Linked DNA regions of Mus musculus: all the other regions are linked to region 3. A link is a loop called in an ENCODE intact Hi-C map of the cell type or tissue named here. Cell type or tissue: heart. All regions are shown on one strand. Region 1 has its middle 4.2 kb from the start of Gnb2. Region 2 overlaps Agfg2 (ArfGAP with FG repeats 2). Region 3 overlaps Tfr2 (transferrin receptor 2). Region 4 has its middle 5.5 kb from the start of Gigyf1.

Region 1 (4,000 bases), 48 kb before region 3:
CATCCTCCTCAGGCTGGTTTCAGTGTTAACGAGTTTCCCTGGTTTAGCTCATCCAGCAATATTCACTGAGCCCCAGTAATGTACAGACGTTATCCTACTCCCGGAGGATAGCTGCATACCTTGCAAGGAGCCTGTGGTTTACAGAGAAGAAAGATCGAAGCCAGGCATGGAAATACAACAAGTGTCCATGCTCTGGATTGATTGCCTTGCTTTTTATAACAGAAGCAACTTAAGGAAGGGTTCATTCAGGCTCGCAGTTTGAGGGGATACAGTCTACCTTGGTGGAGAGAGCTCAATAGCAGAGGCATGTGAACTGGTCACAATTGCTTATACACAGTCAGAAAACAGAGAGGAACACTGGTGCTCGGCCGGCTTTCTTTCTCCTTTTTTTATTTAGTCCAGAGCCTCAGGTGAAGCCATGGTGCCTCCCACACTCAAAGTGGGTCTTCCCACCTCCACTAAGTCTTTCCAGAAAGACCCTTTCGGACACACCTAAAAACACGTTGCCTAGGTGATCCTAACTCTTATCAAGTTGACAATCAAGATTAACAGTCACGGGGCTGGATTCATTCTCTGTCTCTCTCTCTCCACTGCAGCAGGGAACACACTGCATCTCAAGGAGGAAGGTAAGAGCTTTAGATTTGAGGTGCCAAAATGTCTACTGGGTTGTGCAGAAGGTGGTCTAGGGTTCAGTGCAGAGATCTGGCTTGGAATAGAGCCCCAAGACTGAGTGGCACATTTAAGCAGATGAAGTCATTAAAAAAAATCAGGGAAGAGACAAAATGGCCAAAGACCAAACTCTAAGGAACTCCAGCATTTAGAGGTCAGGCAGTGTCCAGATTGCCAAAGCAGAAGCCAGAGAGCTGCAGAAAATCAGGAGAATGTGGAGTTCTGGAATCCAGAAATGTCCTCAGTGGGGACCACAAAAGGATAGTTGTTCAGTGCTGCAGACAGATGAACCAAGACTTCTCTGCAATGTGTGCTTGGGGCTGAGCTACACAGGCCACCAGGAGCCTGGTCTACACTGTTTGCAAGGGGTTGAGAGGAGACTTGGAGTAGAACTGTATAGCTATGCCCTCCAAATAGAAACATTCCCTTCAGGAGGGTGGAGGGAGGCTCATACGACCAAGGAAGCTAAGGAAACCTGCAAGGCTCAGGGCACTTCTGAAACTTACACGCCCCACAAAACCCCTCCCCAAGCTTATATAAGCAGCTCACAACTGCTGGTGAGAGAAGACTCTCTGGAGGAGCTCCTCCAAACGCGCTACTTTGTGAGCATGGGGTGGGGGACGTGTCGGCAGGGGGGTTGAGACAGGTCTCTCTGTGTAGCCCTGGCAGTCCTGGAACTTGCTCTGTAGACCAGGCTGCCCTCCAACTCATAGAGATCTGTTCTGCCACCTGAGTGCTGGGATTGAAGGTGTGTGCCAGCACATCTGGCCCAAGTTGCTTTTTTCTGTGTGTCTGTGTGTATGTGGGTACAGGTAGGCAGGAATGTGGGTACAAATTTGTGAAGACCTTGGATGTTGTTCCTTAGGACACCATCTACTTTAGTTTTATTCCTTTCTTTGCATGCGTGCGTGTGCGTGTGCGTGTGTGTGTGTGTGTGTGTGTGTGTGCCCTGATGCTTATGCCCCCATGGAGGGCAGAGTGGTGTCAGGTGTCCTGCTCTGTTACCCTTCATTATATTCCTTTGAGACAGGGTCTTTCACTGAACCTAGAGCGAGGCTGGCAGCCACCAAACCCCAGAGGTCTTCCCGTCTTTGCCTCCCACAGTGCTGGAGCCTCAGGTGCACACATGTGGACTCCCCGTGTTTGTTTGTTTGTTTGTTTGTTTGTTTGTTTGTTTTACAGGAGTGCTTACATTGCAAACTCAGCTCTTCACCCTTCCATAGCCAGCGTTTGGACCCAAAGGCTTATCTCACAGGCCTCTCACCTTGTATCTGATTGACCTGAAACTCAATACTTCAGTATGGCTGGCTGCCCAGTGAGTGCAGGCATCCTCCTGCCTCCACCTCTCCAGTGCTGAGCTTTCTAAACGCATACCACCATGCCTGGCTTTTCCACGTGCCTTTTAGGGATCAAAATGGGGTCCTCATGCTTCCTGTTGGAGCTGTCTTCCCAGCCCCCTGGGGGAGGGGCTTGTTTCTATGATCTGTCATTGGTCTCACATCTGGACAAGTGTGTGTGTGTGTGTGTGTGTGTGCATTTGAATAGGGGTTCACTATGTAGCCCAGGCTGGCCTTGAACTCTTGATCTTCCTTGATCTTCCTGCGTCAGCCTCCGGAACATTGGGATTACAGACATATGCTATCATGCTTGAAGTAATTTGCTTTTTTCCCCCCTTTAACAAGTTTTAAGTTAATTCTTAAAGTCAACATCCGAAGTGATGGGTGTTGTCCTGACACTCCCCACTCAGCCCATCCCCCTACCCTGCTGCCCTTGCCCACCCTCTTCTCCTCCTCTTTTGTTAGTTCCTTTTCTTCCCTCAAATAATTCTCCCTTCTGCTTCAGGTCACATGAATTCCATTTTCCTCTTCCTCCCCTGACTCCCTCCATTAAGATCTCTTCCTCCTTTGGGGATGGCAAGATTGCTCAGGGGATAAAGGCACTTAGTGCCAAGCCTCCTCTTGGCTCCTGGCATCCACATGGTAGAAGGAGAGAACCAACTCTTGCAAGATGTCCTCTGGTCTCATACACATTCTATGGTATCTGTATATACACACACACAAACAAACACACACAAATATACATATACATGCACATACAGACATATACACATACATACATACACACACAAACACAATATACACAGGTACACACACATACACACAAGCATGCACACACACACATACAAAATCTCTTTCTGTAATGGTCTGCTTTTACTTCCACTACCTACACTGCGCCCCCACACACACACACACTTCAGTTACTATTTCATTTTGTTTATTATTATGCTGTGTGTGTTTCTGATGTGTAGGTGTGAGTGCAGGCACACGCTGGCCATGTGCACATGTGGAAGTCAGAGGACAACTTGCAGGAATCAGCTCTCTCCTTCTCCCAGGTAGGTCCCAGGACTGGAATTCGCATTGTCTGAAGTGTCAGTGAGCCCCTTAAGCCCACTGAGTCATCTTGCCAGCTGAACACTACTTTTAAATTTTATTTTATTCATGATTTTTAGTTAAACACTAAAGTATCTTAATCATATTCACTCTGACCCCTGCCTTCCCCTTCTTCGTGCCCCCAACATTCTCCCTTTGTTCTCTTTTCGTGTGTTTTTCTGTACCCCACTGGGTACAATTAGTGTTGCCTATTGGAATATTTATTTATTGGTTTTGTCAAGTGTGTGTGCGTGTGTGTGTGTGAGAGAGAGACACACGAGGGACAGGCAGACAGACAGAAATAGAGACAGAGTGAGATAAACAGAGACAGAGAGACAAACAGAGATAGAGAGACAGAGACAGACAGAGGTAGAGAGACAGACAAATATAGACAGAGACAGACAGAGATAGATAGATAGATAGATAGATAGATAGATAGATAGATAGATATAGAGACAGACAGACAGACAGACAGACAGACAGAGATAGACAGACAGATATGAATGTGGCTGTGAGGGTATGTACATGTGGGTGTAGGCTCACATGCATGGAGACAGAGGCGACAGCTCAAAGGCTCATGTCTTCCTCTACTACTGTCTACCTTATTTGTTGAGACAGGGTTATTTCAATGAATCTGGAGTCCACTAATTGGCTAGGCTGTCTGGCTAGTGACTTTCAGACACCTGCTGTCTCCTCTTGCAATTCCCTTTCCCAGTGCAGAGTCCAGACCTGTGCCAGCATACCTGACACCTGTGCCAGCACACCTGACACCTGTGCCAGCATACCTGGCATCTTGCTGTGGGTGCCAGAGATCGGAACTCCAGTCCTTATGCTTGTGTGTCAGGCACTTTTACAGACTGCACCATCTTCTTGGGCCCCTTCCCCACTTAGCTCTCTAGTCT
Region 2 (4,000 bases), 67 kb after region 3:
TGAGAACAGAGGGAGGAATGTGGAAAAAAGAAGAAAAAAAAAAAAAAAAAACCAAACTCCCCAGCCAATCGCAGACTTTTCATTGGAAAAGCCTAGCCTCTGGGGTACCCCTTCTCGTGTGTATTGTGGAAAGCGTCAGGACACTTGGTTGTCCTCCCCTGAGCCCTGGGGCTCCGGGTTTGATTATCCAGGCACAGGCAGGAGTTACCCTATTCTTCAAGTTCCCAGGAGGAGTCTAGACAAGTGCTCTACCACTGAACTACATCCTGAGTTCTCTGTTTTTACTTTTTATCGTTTTGTTTTTTTTTTTTTTCTTCCTTTGAGACGGAGGGTCCCAAAATTGTCCAGGCTAGTCTTGAACTTGTGATCCTCCTACCCAAGTCCCCCAAGTTCAAGGGTTGTCTAGGAGAAAAAGAATGGCCAGCGGTGTTTATCTGTTTACATATGTGTATGCATATATATATTTATTTATGTATATAATAGGCTATATTAGAAAAGTCTCTATTTATAAATATAAAACACTGGTATCCAAACATGACAGGGCTAACTAAAGTGCTTGACAGGAGGCGGGCACGCATACTCTGTAGGTCAAACTCCCCCACCCTGACGGACAAGATGAGGGGGCAGCTAGGAAGAACTGAGGTGGAGAGAAGTGGGTGTGGCCGAGCCTGGCAAACAAAAACACTAGACACCAGAAGCTCCGCAGTCCCAGGGCTATCTGGTGGCTTTCAACACCAGGCCTCATCTTTACCCTACATTCGAGCTTTGCTTCCATCTGGGAGGACAGCGGCAGCTTTGGAAGGTTGGGTGTGGAGGAAGTTGCGGCTGGGGCTGTGCCTAGCTTCTCTCCCCACAGGCCAGGAGGGACAGGATCGAAGACTGTCTTCATAATTAATAATCTGACAGAAATACACCACTATGGGGTCTCCTGGTGAGAGTATCTTTGCTCCTTGTGGGCTTCTTCCTGGGTAGGTGTCCAGCAAGGAAGAGGAAGCCCCTGGGCGGCAGACCAGGAGGCTAGAGTCTGAGTCATCTCCAAGTCACACTTCTAAACCTCCCCTCTTCCCAGATCCAGAAGCCCCGCAACCCAGGCCCAATCCCAGCCTCAGACCCACAGAAATGCCCCACAGGCAAATGGTCACCAGAGCTCTGAGGGGTGCAGAAGTAGAAGTTGTTCCCCACACCCCCAGGAGGGGAGAGCCCCTTCTTCCCCCAATGACACAGTGCTACAAGAATGGGTTTGTGGTTGGAGGTTTGGAGGCAAACGCTGAGGATCCAGTCTGCAAAGAGACAGCAAAAGGTTACTAGATTAGCGGGGCGGGGAGGGAAACTGCTGGAGACCACCCAACGTCACCACTCGAGAAACAGACAGTAAGGGAGATTAGGGGACACTGAAGGGAGTGAGGGACTGAGTGGGGCCTGGGAGCTGGGTGTGGATGGACACACCTGAGATCTCAGCACTCAGATGTCTGAGGCAGGAGGAGCCTGAGTTTCAGCCTAGCCTGGGGTACACAATGCGACTCAGTCTCAAAAAAAGGGAGGAGGTGGGCTGTGTGTGTGTACTGGCTTCATGGGTACCTAATCTTGAATCCTCAGCACCCATATAAAGCTGGGGTGGTCTCATGTGCACCTACAACCTCGGTGTCCCTCGAGGGACAGAGACCGGAGAACCCCTGGGGTTCACCAGCCACCAGACTAGTTCCAGGTTCCATGAGAGGCCCTATGTCAGGTGGAGCGTGATAGGGAAGGCCACCGGAAGTCCTCCTCTGGCCTCTGTGAGTGCATGGGTACACACACATGCACTCCAGGAAGGGGTCTTAGTTATACCCCACATTACCACCTTCTGGAAAGATCTGTGTGTCTCCAATGTCACAGTGCAGTGCTTACCATGAAAGGATTGGTAGAGATCCCAGCCGGCTGGCTCAGTGGCCTCTGCCCCAGCTTAGAGGTCCCCAAGTCGCCAAAGGAAGATCCTGGGAGACAAGGACAATAATTTGGTTGACTGTGTCTCTCACCTTCCTGAAGGAGAGCAGCTTGCTACATTCCCAGGGAGCACCCAAGAGGGATCCTTCCAGAATTCTCCTTAGAAAAGTATGGAGCCATCAGGAGACAGAGGTAGCTCTGCAGCTCCTCTGGGCCCCCTACTGGTCAGAAAGGGAACTAGGTCAACTCTCCATCTGTACAGGCAACCAGCGCCCCACCCCCTGTAAACTGTCTTCTTAAGGGTCAAGAAGAGTAGGCTGAAAACAAATCCTTAAAAATATTCCGGCCTGGCAGTGGTGGCCCAGGCCTTTAACCCAAGCAAGGCCAGCCTGGTCTACAGAGTGAGTTCCAGGATAGCCAGGGCTACACAGAGAAACCCTGTCTTGGAAAAAAACAAAAACAAAAGATTATAAACAGCCAAGCATAGTGTCATGTTTAACCCCAGCACCCGGCAAGCTGGGAGGATCAGGAATTCAAGGCTAGCCTGGGCTACACACTGCAAACCTATCTCAAAACAAAACAAAAAAAATAAGAGAAGGTAAACAGGGGCTGGCAAGGTGGATCAGTGGTAAAGGCTTCTGCCAACCTGATGACCTGAGTTTGATACCCAGGACCCCCGCGCTAGAAGGAGGGACCTGACTTATCACAAGTTGTCTTGACCTTCATGGCAGTGCTATGCCATGTTCACCCAAACACACACACACAAATGTTAAACAAAACAGGCGAAGGCTGGCGAGATGGCTCCACACTTAAAACCACAGCCCACTCTTCCAGAGGACCAAGGTTCACATCTTGCAGCCAAAACACCCACACATACCAAATAAAATTCCTTTTAAAAAGGGTATGCATATGGAGAGAGAGGGGTGTGTATAGGCTCCTGCCTTCTTTATTGGACTGGGGCTGGAACTCAGTGTCAATGGTGCCAGGCAAACTCTACAGTGAGCTCCAACTCCCGCCCTCTTTCCACTATGTGAGCCTTCCCGGCAGGCCTTGCACTTGTCTCAGCCTCTTGATTGCTGGGATAAATCAATGCACTTGCGCACTTGGTGTGCACAGTTTCTGTGTAAATGCAATGCCGTTCACGTGAACTGCATGAGTTATCTATGGAGTCCGGTGTGCATGCGGGGTGGGGGTGGGGTTCCTGGAACAGATCACACACAGTCTTCGGAGGCTGCACTGTCCAGATGTACAGTGGGGATATGCGGAGGAAAGAGGGGCTCATACCCGGTCCTCTTACCATTCTGCTGGTCGGCCAGTCCAGCCTGTGTGGGGAACACGGGTGCAGAGAAGGGACTGGCAAAGGCCCCGGAGGGTGGCACTGGCTGGAGAAGGCCAGGCCGAACACTGCTCATCCCAAAGCCAGGCCCTGTGGAGCGAGAGAGGGGAGGCTCAAACAGACTTCAGGCAGATGAGCTGACATTTTCCCACCTTAACCTCCCCATATAGAAAGTGGGGTCACTTTTCCCACAGTGGGAAGCCCTATAAGCCTGTGATCGCCATGCTCCTGGGGCGCCTGGCTTGAAGGGTGCAGTGCTCGTGAACCATGCAGAACTGGGCCCACAGATAAGGGGACTTATGACCCCTCGCTATGTCAGCTCTCATTGATTCTCTCTCCCGGTGTCCTTCCCCCTTATGAGGCAGGGTCTCACGTAAGCCCAAGCTGTCCTTGAGCTCACTATGTAGCTAAGGATGGCCTAGCTTCCCAGTGCTGGATGACAGCTCTGTGCCTTCATGCCCAGATCTGCTTTATTCCCTAAAATGGGCATGGGACCCATCTCACTGGGCCACCATAAGCTGATGGAGCGAGGCCGTGTGTGTGTGTGTGTGTGTGTGTGTGTGTGTGTGTGTGTGTGTATGCGCGCATGCGTGTGACTCTGCTCTAGGCGACCTCCTGTCTCCTCAGCCTGAGTCCCCATCGAGCTAACAGGAGTTGAGGAGTTTAAGGGACAATAGAGGCTGTGGAGGGCCCAGGGCAAGGAACTACAAGGCCTTGCTGACTAACAAGGACGGGGAATAA
Region 3 (4,000 bases):
CCATTCCTGCACACGAAGGAGGACACATATGAGAATCTGCACAAGATGCTGCGAGGTCGCCTGCCCGCCGTGGTCCAGGCAGTGGCTCAGCTCGCGGGCCAGCTCCTCATCCGACTGAGCCACGATCACCTACTGCCGCTAGACTTCGGCCGCTATGGAGACGTGGTTCTCAGGCACATCGGCAACCTCAATGAGTTCTCTGGGGACCTCAAGGTCCAAGATGCCAATCCCGCTCCCAGTCTGCAGGGGTTCTTCATAACTAGGGGGTGCCTGGCTTCTCCTCTCCCCAGCCCTGCCCTCCAATCAGCCCCTTTTACTTAAACCTCCAGTCGCCTAATCCTCGAGGACACATCCAGTACGACGCCACATCCCTGGGATCTGCCTCCCAAACCTCATAGGCCCGGTGATCCCCCATGTATCCGGTTCCCTTTCTCTTTTGCGCTTTGACCCCACCCATATTGGTGCTGGCACCAATCTGTCAATCTTAGACTCTGCCTCGCCCACAGGAGCGCGGGCTGACCCTGCAGTGGGTGTACTCTGCAAGGGGGGACTACATCCGTGCGGCGGAAAAGCTGCGGAAGGAGATTTACAGCTCGGAGCGGAACGATGAGCGTCTGATGCGCATGTACAACGTGCGCATCATGAGGGTGAGACCCGGCCCCCCGCCCGCCCCCTTCTGGCCTGGTGGTCCCTTATCCCAGGACCTGGCATTTGTAAAGCATTCCGCCCCGACGCTTTCTGTTGGCTGCTCTATCCCTCTGTTCTGGGTGTATGATACCGGATATTCAGGGTTCATAAACCAGCCAGGCTAGAAAACCTGACCTGTCACTTTCACAAGCCCTTGCCAGGTGATGAAATGTATAGTAAGGACCTGACTCTTTGCTGTCTGCTGTTTAACCTGCAAAGCCTAAAATATTTGTTCCATGGATTTTTGCAGAAAAAAAAGTTCCAGACCTCTTACTTTAGACTGTGTGGCTTGGGTCTTGAAAGACAGGCAAAACATGAGTTGATGCAAGGAAAAGAGGTCTTTTCAGGGTGGAGGGTAAGGCAGGGAAATAGACCTGGCCTTTCTTGGGAGCTGCGCATGGATCATCAAAGCCAGAACAGAGATCACGTGGAGAACTGAACAGTGGATCAGGGACCAGTTGGGGGGAACCTTTAAATAGTTGAAGAAATTTGGGATTTTTGTGGGCTTGAGGTGGGAGGGGCTGGGATAAAATCAGAGTATTGTGCATGTCAAACAAGTGCTTTACCACTGAGCCACGCCCCCAGCCCCTCACTGGGGGATTCTAGGCAGGTGCTCTACCACTGAGCCACGCCCCCAGCCCCTCACTGGGTGATTCTAGGCAGGGGCTCTATCACTGAGCCACGCCCCCTGCCACTCACTGGGGGATTCTAGGCAGGGGCTGTACCACTGAGCCACGCCCCCAGCCCTCACTGGGGGATTCTAGGCAGGGACTCTGCCACTGAGCCACATCCCCAACCCACCTTTCATTCACATTTTGAGAGAAAGTTTGCTTGGTTGCCCAAAATAGCCTTGAACTCACTTTGTAGTCCATGCTGACCTTGACCTTTGATCCTCCTCCTGACTTGTCTCTCCAAGTAACTGGTATTACAAGCCAGGTTCAGGAGTTTGGATTTTGAGTGTCTGGGCGTCACGAAAATTTCTTACAAGGAGGTGAGGTGGCAAAACAGAATATGTAGAAAGGAGTCTGGAGAGAGTACCAATGGCCTGAGGAGGAAACTTCTGCTGTCCTGCATACCAGTCGCAGGTGTCAACAAATGCCTGTAGGGGGCGCCTGGACAGATGGTAATCGCAAATGCACTACTCCCTAAACCGGGAGTAGGAAACCTGCACAGGCAGGATGTTGAAAGAGGCGTTCAATAATAATAATAGTAGCTGGCTTTTGTAGAGCGCTACCAGGGGCCAATATTTTATTTTATTTTATTTTATTTTATTTTATTTTATTTTATGCAACAGCAGGACTTCCTGCGATGCTGAGAGGTTGGTAGCAGTGTAGGCTCAAAGAAACGAAGTAACATACCCAGTATCACACAGGCAGTAAATGATGGAGTCAAAATTAAAGATGAGGGACTCTGCTCCCATAGCCTGTGCTCAATATCACGAAAGAGAAAGATGGGATAGGGAAAGGAAGGAGGGACAGAAAAAGAAAGGAGGAGAAAGAGGGGGGGGGACGGACTGAGGCTGCAGTTCAGTTGATGGCGTGCTTTCTGGTATGCACGAAATCCTGGATTCCACTCGGGAGGCTAAGACAACTAGCCTTGGCTACATGATGAGACACTGTCTGGGGGGCGGAGGGTTATTAAGGAACCCAGGAACCCAGGAATCATGTTCTACCACTAAGTCACATCCCCAGCCTCCGGAACTCATGTTTAAGAAGGTGATGCTGGCATGTGAGAGAGTGAGGCTTTTCAAGATACCCCCTAATTCTGTAGGGCAGGATCTTACGAAAGATTTGGCAACGTGAGTTGGAAGCTGTACCCTCTGAGATTCTGTTTGAAACCATGGGCACATGTGGACTGTCGAACAGATATTTTTAAAGGTGTAAGCGAGGTGGGGGGTCGTGTGGAGGTGCACACCTGTAAATAAATCCACAGTCTCAGATCTCCTGAGGCTGAATCAAGAGAATGGCGAGCTTGAGGCCAGTCTGGTCTGCACTGCCTGGACTACCACAGTGAGTCTTTGTTTCAAAGAAAAACAAACGAACAGGGATTTAAAAAAGGGGGGGGGGCTCAGTTGGTAAAGAGTCTGCTGTATAAGCATGAAGTCTTGAATTTGAAGCATCAGTTCCCATGTAAAAAGCCAGGCTCACTGGTGGATGCCTGGACCTTAGACTTTGGAGGCAGAGAAGCCCAGAGCTCACTGGCTAACTAGTTTAGCCAAATTGGCAAGTTCCAGGTTCAGTGAGAGATGCTGTCTCAAAAATAATGTGGAAAGTGACTGAGGAAGGCTTACCAGCTGCTGACCTTGGTCTCCACACACATGCATGCACACACACAAGAGACGGGCTTTTATGCCAGACACATTCTCTGCCACTCTAGTCCCAGGGGATCTGACACCTTCTTTTGACCTCTGCTGGCACCAGGCCTGTATGCGAGGCACACACATACACGCAAGACACTCGTAGTACACAGAATAATAAATCTAAAAAAGAAAGAAAGGCAGGCGAGGAAGGATTAGAACCCTGGCTCCTGATGACGTCACGTGATGAGTCTTCCTAATTGGACAGCTTAAGGGAGGTAGGCCTGGACGAAGCTGTGGAACCCTATTTGTGAAGCAGGCCCTAGGGCCTCAGGGTGAATTAGGATCTGTTGGAGGGAAGAGTGACTGAAGCTTTCCGCAGCAGACATCTTGACATCTAGACCTGTTTTCACTTTTTCCGTGCAGGTGGAGTTCTACTTCCTGTCCCAGTATGTGTCGCCAGCCGACTCCCCATTCCGCCACATTTTCCTAGGCCAAGGCGACCACACTTTGGGTGCCCTGGTAGACCACCTGCGGATGCTGCGCGCCGATGGCTCAGGAGCCGCCTCTTCCCGGTTGACAGCAGGTCTGGGCTTCCAGGAGAGTCGCTTCCGGCGCCAGCTGGCGCTGCTCACCTGGACACTGCAGGGGGCAGCCAACGCTCTCAGTGGCGACGTTTGGAACATTGACAATAACTTTTGAAGCCAAAAGCCCTCCATGGGCCCCACGTGATTCTCCTTTCTCCCTCTTTGAGTGGTGCAGGCAAAGGAGGTGCCTGAGATTGTAACCTATTCTTAACACCCTTGGTCCTGCAATGCTGGTGCGCCATATTTTCTCAGTGTGGTTGTCATGCCGTTGCTTACCCAGAAAGCGGTTTTCTTCCCATCACAGGCCCTTCTGTCTTCAGGAGCAAAGTTCCCCATATCTAGAGACTATCTAGATGCTGGGATCTGATCAGCTCTCTTAGAGAGTGAGATGGACAGCGTCATTATTTTATGACACATGAGCTACGGTATG
Region 4 (4,000 bases), 72 kb before region 3:
TTCCCAGTCCGTATGTCCCAGCTCGATGGGACAGCTGCAGGTCACTGCCCCTCACGGTTTGCCTAGAATTTTTCTTAATTTTTTTTCAAGATGAAAGACCCCTCTGTGTCCCCTCTTAGACCTAATAGTTACTACAGTTCCCAAGCAGGTTTGCAGTGCTGAGCCTGGGAGATGCTAAATACATAGTTGGTGGCCTGATCTTTCCTTCATCCACCCTCCCTCTTTCCTTCTCCTCCATCTTCCTGCTCAAAGCTCCCTTTTAGGAAAAACCCATTCCCAGCAGACATTGACCCTCTAAGCCCCCCAACCCATCTAGGACCAGTAAGTGTCTGGTTGGCTCTGGTACCTATCCATCCAACTATTTTCCTTTGCATCCCCAGGCCAGCCACTCTCCAGCCCAGCTCAATGTTTATTTCATACATCATTTGTACATCAGTATCCCAAGTTAGGGGAGGATTTGAGGAGGAACTTGCCTTATTATTCCTCTCCGTTGACTGGGGTGCCAGGGGAGGCGGGAGGGGGCTTGACTCCCACATGAGGATTCTAGTACACTTTTATGGTGTGTTCACTCTTGTTGACTGGCTTTGTCAGCTACTGGATGCAAGTTCGTGCTTTGTAGGGATAGTGAATAAGGGATCCTAACTTTACCCTAGCCTTTGACATCTGTTGTTGGCATTTGAGATCGGAATCATGGCCCAATGGTGAGATGGCTTAGCCGGACAAGGTACTTGTTTGCAAGCCTGTTGACCAAGAACCCACTCCTGGGTGGGAGTAGAGAACAAACGCCGCAGAGTTGTCCACTGACCCTGCATGTGCCCCCCCCCCCCCAGCATCATACAGTTAGAGAGAGAGAAAAGAAGAAACAGCTCAGCTTTAGGTGAGAGAGGGTGACCTGAAAGTCTGAAGAAAGGACTCTGGTGGCTGTAGCGCTTGAGCAAGGGTGACGGCCAGAATTTGGATCTCTAGAGCCACTTAAATGCTAGCTGAGCACACAGCCATCCTAGCATCCCCGGCAGAAAGGGAAGCCCTCTTGCAAGAGGACCCAAAACAGCGTATTCTGCCTCAGCGAAGAGATCCTGCCTCAATAAATAAGCTGCTGAAGACACAGCAGAACCTGAGAATTCTACGTTCGTGCATATGTGTGTGTGCATGTGAATTCAAATACATCCATGCACACCATACTCACACACAAAACATAAAAGTTCTAAGAAAAATGTTGGCATGGAAACCATGCAAACACCCAGGAAGCAGGGGGGCTGCTGTGTGTTTGAGGCCAGCCTTAGGTTCATCAGCCCCAAGGTCTGGGAAGGAATCAGAAACAGCTTCAGACTTACATAGGGAGGCTGAACATTCAGGGTAACTCCTGCCACCTGTCTTGGGTGATGCTGAGGGCACCCCGTCAGGGGAGGTATAACTTTATTTTCTATGTACTGGAGTCCCCAGCTAGGCAACCTGGCAGAAGGTTGCCTTCCCCACCCCTTTTTACTGACTGCCTAGGCTAGGGGTCCTTTCCACCCAGGCCAAAACTCCAGTTTGCCCCTTATCAAATGAGGTAAGGCGAGAAAATCCTTTGAAAACTGTGAAGTCGGTTCACAATTGGCCAAGAGCTAAGGTTGTCCCCATGACTCAAAGTAGAGAAGGGGTAACTGCTGCCCTGCAGATGGTGGGGGAGGGGGGCTGTAGCCCTTCGTCCTCCCACTACACATGGAGGGAGGATATATTTTCTATGTGTGTATGTGTATATATAAATGTCCACACATGTATGTGCATATCTCCATTCGTCCTGGGAAAGTGGTTAGGTGATTGCTTTGAGTGTGAGGCATTTGGGGGGTTGACTCTGTTAACCGTAGTACAGGAAGTTGCTAAGGTACATTGCTTTAAGTTGCACAAAGTTTGGGAGAGGGGTAGAGTAAGGAGGAATTGTCCCTAATTGTTGTCAGCTTGTGCTTGGAGTTCTGAGAGCCAGAGCAGAGGCTGCCTGCTCCCAGACCCAGCCTGAGCCTCCAGCAGGGGTCAGTCTTTCAATAGCAAGGGCTAGGGGAGGCCAGGGCTAGGCTGTGGGGAAGGGTCTTACAAGGCAGAGAGAGAGGCTGAGTTGGCCTGGGTGGAAAGGACCCCTAGCCTAGGCAGTCAGTAAAAAGGGGTGGGGAAGGCTAGTCCCTACCCTGCTGCCCATGGTGGTCTTCATTAGAAAGAGCCTCAGATGCCCTCTGAGGAGCTGGGATGGGCAATCTTAGGCTTTGATTTTTCCCCCGTCATTTTTAAATTACAGTGTGTGTCTGCGGGCATGCGTGCGTGTGTGTAAGCATGTCCTGTGTGTGTAAGCATGTCCCGTGTGTGTAAGCATGTCCCGTGATATTTTGTTGGGGTGACACAGCTTGGAGGAGTTGGTTCTCTCTTTCCACGGTGTAGGTCCTAAGAATCAAACTCCGGTCATTAGATTTGGCCACGAGCATCTTTATCAGCGGAGCTGTTTCACCAACATGATGCTGTTTGTTTTTTAATCTATTCTTTTCCCCGGGACTTCCTTTCTGGCAGGACTTTGAATTTTCTCACGGGACAGTGTGATGAGAGAACCCTTTCCTTGCTGCCGAGGGGCAAGGGGGCTTAGGCATAGCTGCTTCTTTCGAACACTGCGGTGACTCGACCTGGGCTTGTGGATAGAGGAGGGTTTCTCAGTCTTGTCATTGAGGGCATCTCAGTCCACCTGTCTGCACCTGGCCACATGCCACTTGACAGGCCTGCCTCTGCTGCCTGCCTCTGCTGCCTGCCTGGGCTGCCTGCCTGGTTTGAAGTGCTGGGGATTGAACCCAAGGCCATGTGCATGCTAGGCGAACATTCTTCCTACTGAGCCTGTCATATGTATGTATGCTTCTGTATGTGGGGCTGTCCTGTGGCTTGTAAGCCAGCCCACAGCATCCCTGGTCTCTACCTGCTAGAAGCCAATAGCATCCTTCCTTCTGCTCAGCCTGAGCTGTCTACAGTCATTGCCCATATTCCTCAGGGAGCAGGGAGCAAGAGTCCTCAGCCAAGAGCCCTTGGCTTCAGGCAGCACACAGGGCAGAGACCTACTTGTGGCCCGGGTAGAAACCACATGGTAGACTGCCTGCTGCTTGCTAGGTCCCTTCAGTGTGGGGAAGAAGCCCAGGGCTGCCCAGTGGCTGGCGCTGAGCCCTTTATCGGGCTGGTTTAGCGCCTCGGAGCTTGTCCGTGTTCCCCTGGGCCTGTCCTGCCTCTGCAGTGCTGCTGTGCTTTTACTTTTCTCTTTGTAAATTAAGGATGTCATTGTCATCGTCATCATCATCCTGTGCACTCCCCCCACTCCTGCTTAGTGCGTGGGGGGCGGGGTACACGTGCGCCATGGCATGCATGTGGAGGTCTGAGGACACATGTTGGTTCCCTTCTTCCTATGTGGATTCTAAGGGACCAAACCTAGGTGGTCAGACTTGGCAGCAAGTGCCTCCACCAGGCTGATCTGTATTATCAGCCCACCTCTCCTTACTATTTCCAACCAGGGCAGCTTCATGAAGGGCGGGAGGGGTGCCAAAAGGTGAGGGTGAGACACACCATCGATGTCTCCTCCCGGGCAGTCTCTCTGCACTCAGACCAGTGTCTGATCCACTAGCAGGGTAACTGAGCAGGTCCCAGACTGTCACTTTGCAGTTGTGCAGGCAGGGTGTGTGGGTTCTTGGTTCAGACTAGGGAAAGCTTGAGTATGAGCTTGGCCCCACAGTGGCTCCTCTAAAGCTTTGCTGTGCTCACAAGTGCATCTAAGTGTGTAAAGACCACAGGTTGGTGTTATCTTTCTCTCTTGATGTCTAACTTACTGCTGTTTAATCTTTGTGAATATATCCGTGTGAGAGTGCACACATGTGGTGGCAGAGGACAACCTTGGCTGTTAGTCCTCCTACCTTGTTTGAGACGCAGCCTCTTGGGGTTTCGTTCATCTAATTGGTCCATGAGCCCCAAGGGGTGCTCCTGCTTCACCTCCCATCTCCCT

What was found. Hi-C counts contacts between places; a loop is a spot of excess contacts. Peaks named below come from ENCODE experiments on the same cell type or tissue, not always from the same donor. Only the 100,000 strongest peaks of a DNase experiment are listed, where the experiment ranks them.
Region 1: a loop joins it to region 3, with 2.3 times the contacts of the local background. A loop is called at or near these places in 5 of 42 quality-filtered maps.
Region 2: a loop joins it to region 3, with 7 times the contacts of the local background. A loop is called at or near these places in 12 of 42 quality-filtered maps.
Region 4: it touches region 3 in a loop (2.1-fold over the local background); 6 of 42 quality-filtered maps call a loop at or near these places.

The regions. Positions count from the first base shown.
Region 1 is chr5:137,535,543-137,539,542 of GRCm38, forward strand. No RefSeq gene overlaps it. Among named protein-coding and RNA genes, the nearest start is that of Gnb2, 4.2 kb to the left of the region's middle. In heart, no CTCF peak of the experiment used is centred here; no DNase peak of the experiment used is centred here.
Region 2 is chr5:137,650,543-137,654,542 of GRCm38, forward strand. It overlaps Agfg2 (ArfGAP with FG repeats 2), which reads right to left. Exons shown (of 12, transcript NM_178162.3): 10 at 3,221-3,349; 11 at 1,888-1,973; 12 at 1-1,280. The coding sequence ends at 1,227. Among named protein-coding and RNA genes, the nearest start is that of Irs3, 6.8 kb to the left of the region's middle. In heart, a CTCF peak has its summit at 2,136 (motif pointing left); a DNase peak (open chromatin) is centred at 2,136; H3K27ac peaks cover 573 bases.
Region 3 is chr5:137,583,420-137,587,419 of GRCm38, forward strand. Tfr2 (transferrin receptor 2) reads left to right here. Exons shown (of 20, transcript NM_015799.4): 18 at 1-213; 19 at 507-647; 20 at 3,410-4,000. The coding sequence ends at 3,685. Among named protein-coding and RNA genes, the nearest start is that of Mospd3, 15 kb to the right of the region's middle. In heart, a CTCF peak has its summit at 1,789 (motif pointing right); DNase peaks (open chromatin) are centred at 452 and 1,782; H3K4me3 peaks cover 1,035 bases; H3K27ac peaks cover 661 bases; H3K27me3 peaks cover 1,710 bases.
Region 4 is chr5:137,511,429-137,515,428 of GRCm38, forward strand. It overlaps a transcript of Gigyf1 not described here. Among named protein-coding and RNA genes, the nearest start is that of Gigyf1, 5.5 kb to the right of the region's middle. In heart, a CTCF peak has its summit at 2,018 (motif pointing right); no DNase peak of the experiment used is centred here; H3K4me3 peaks cover 1,193 bases; H3K27ac peaks cover 215 bases.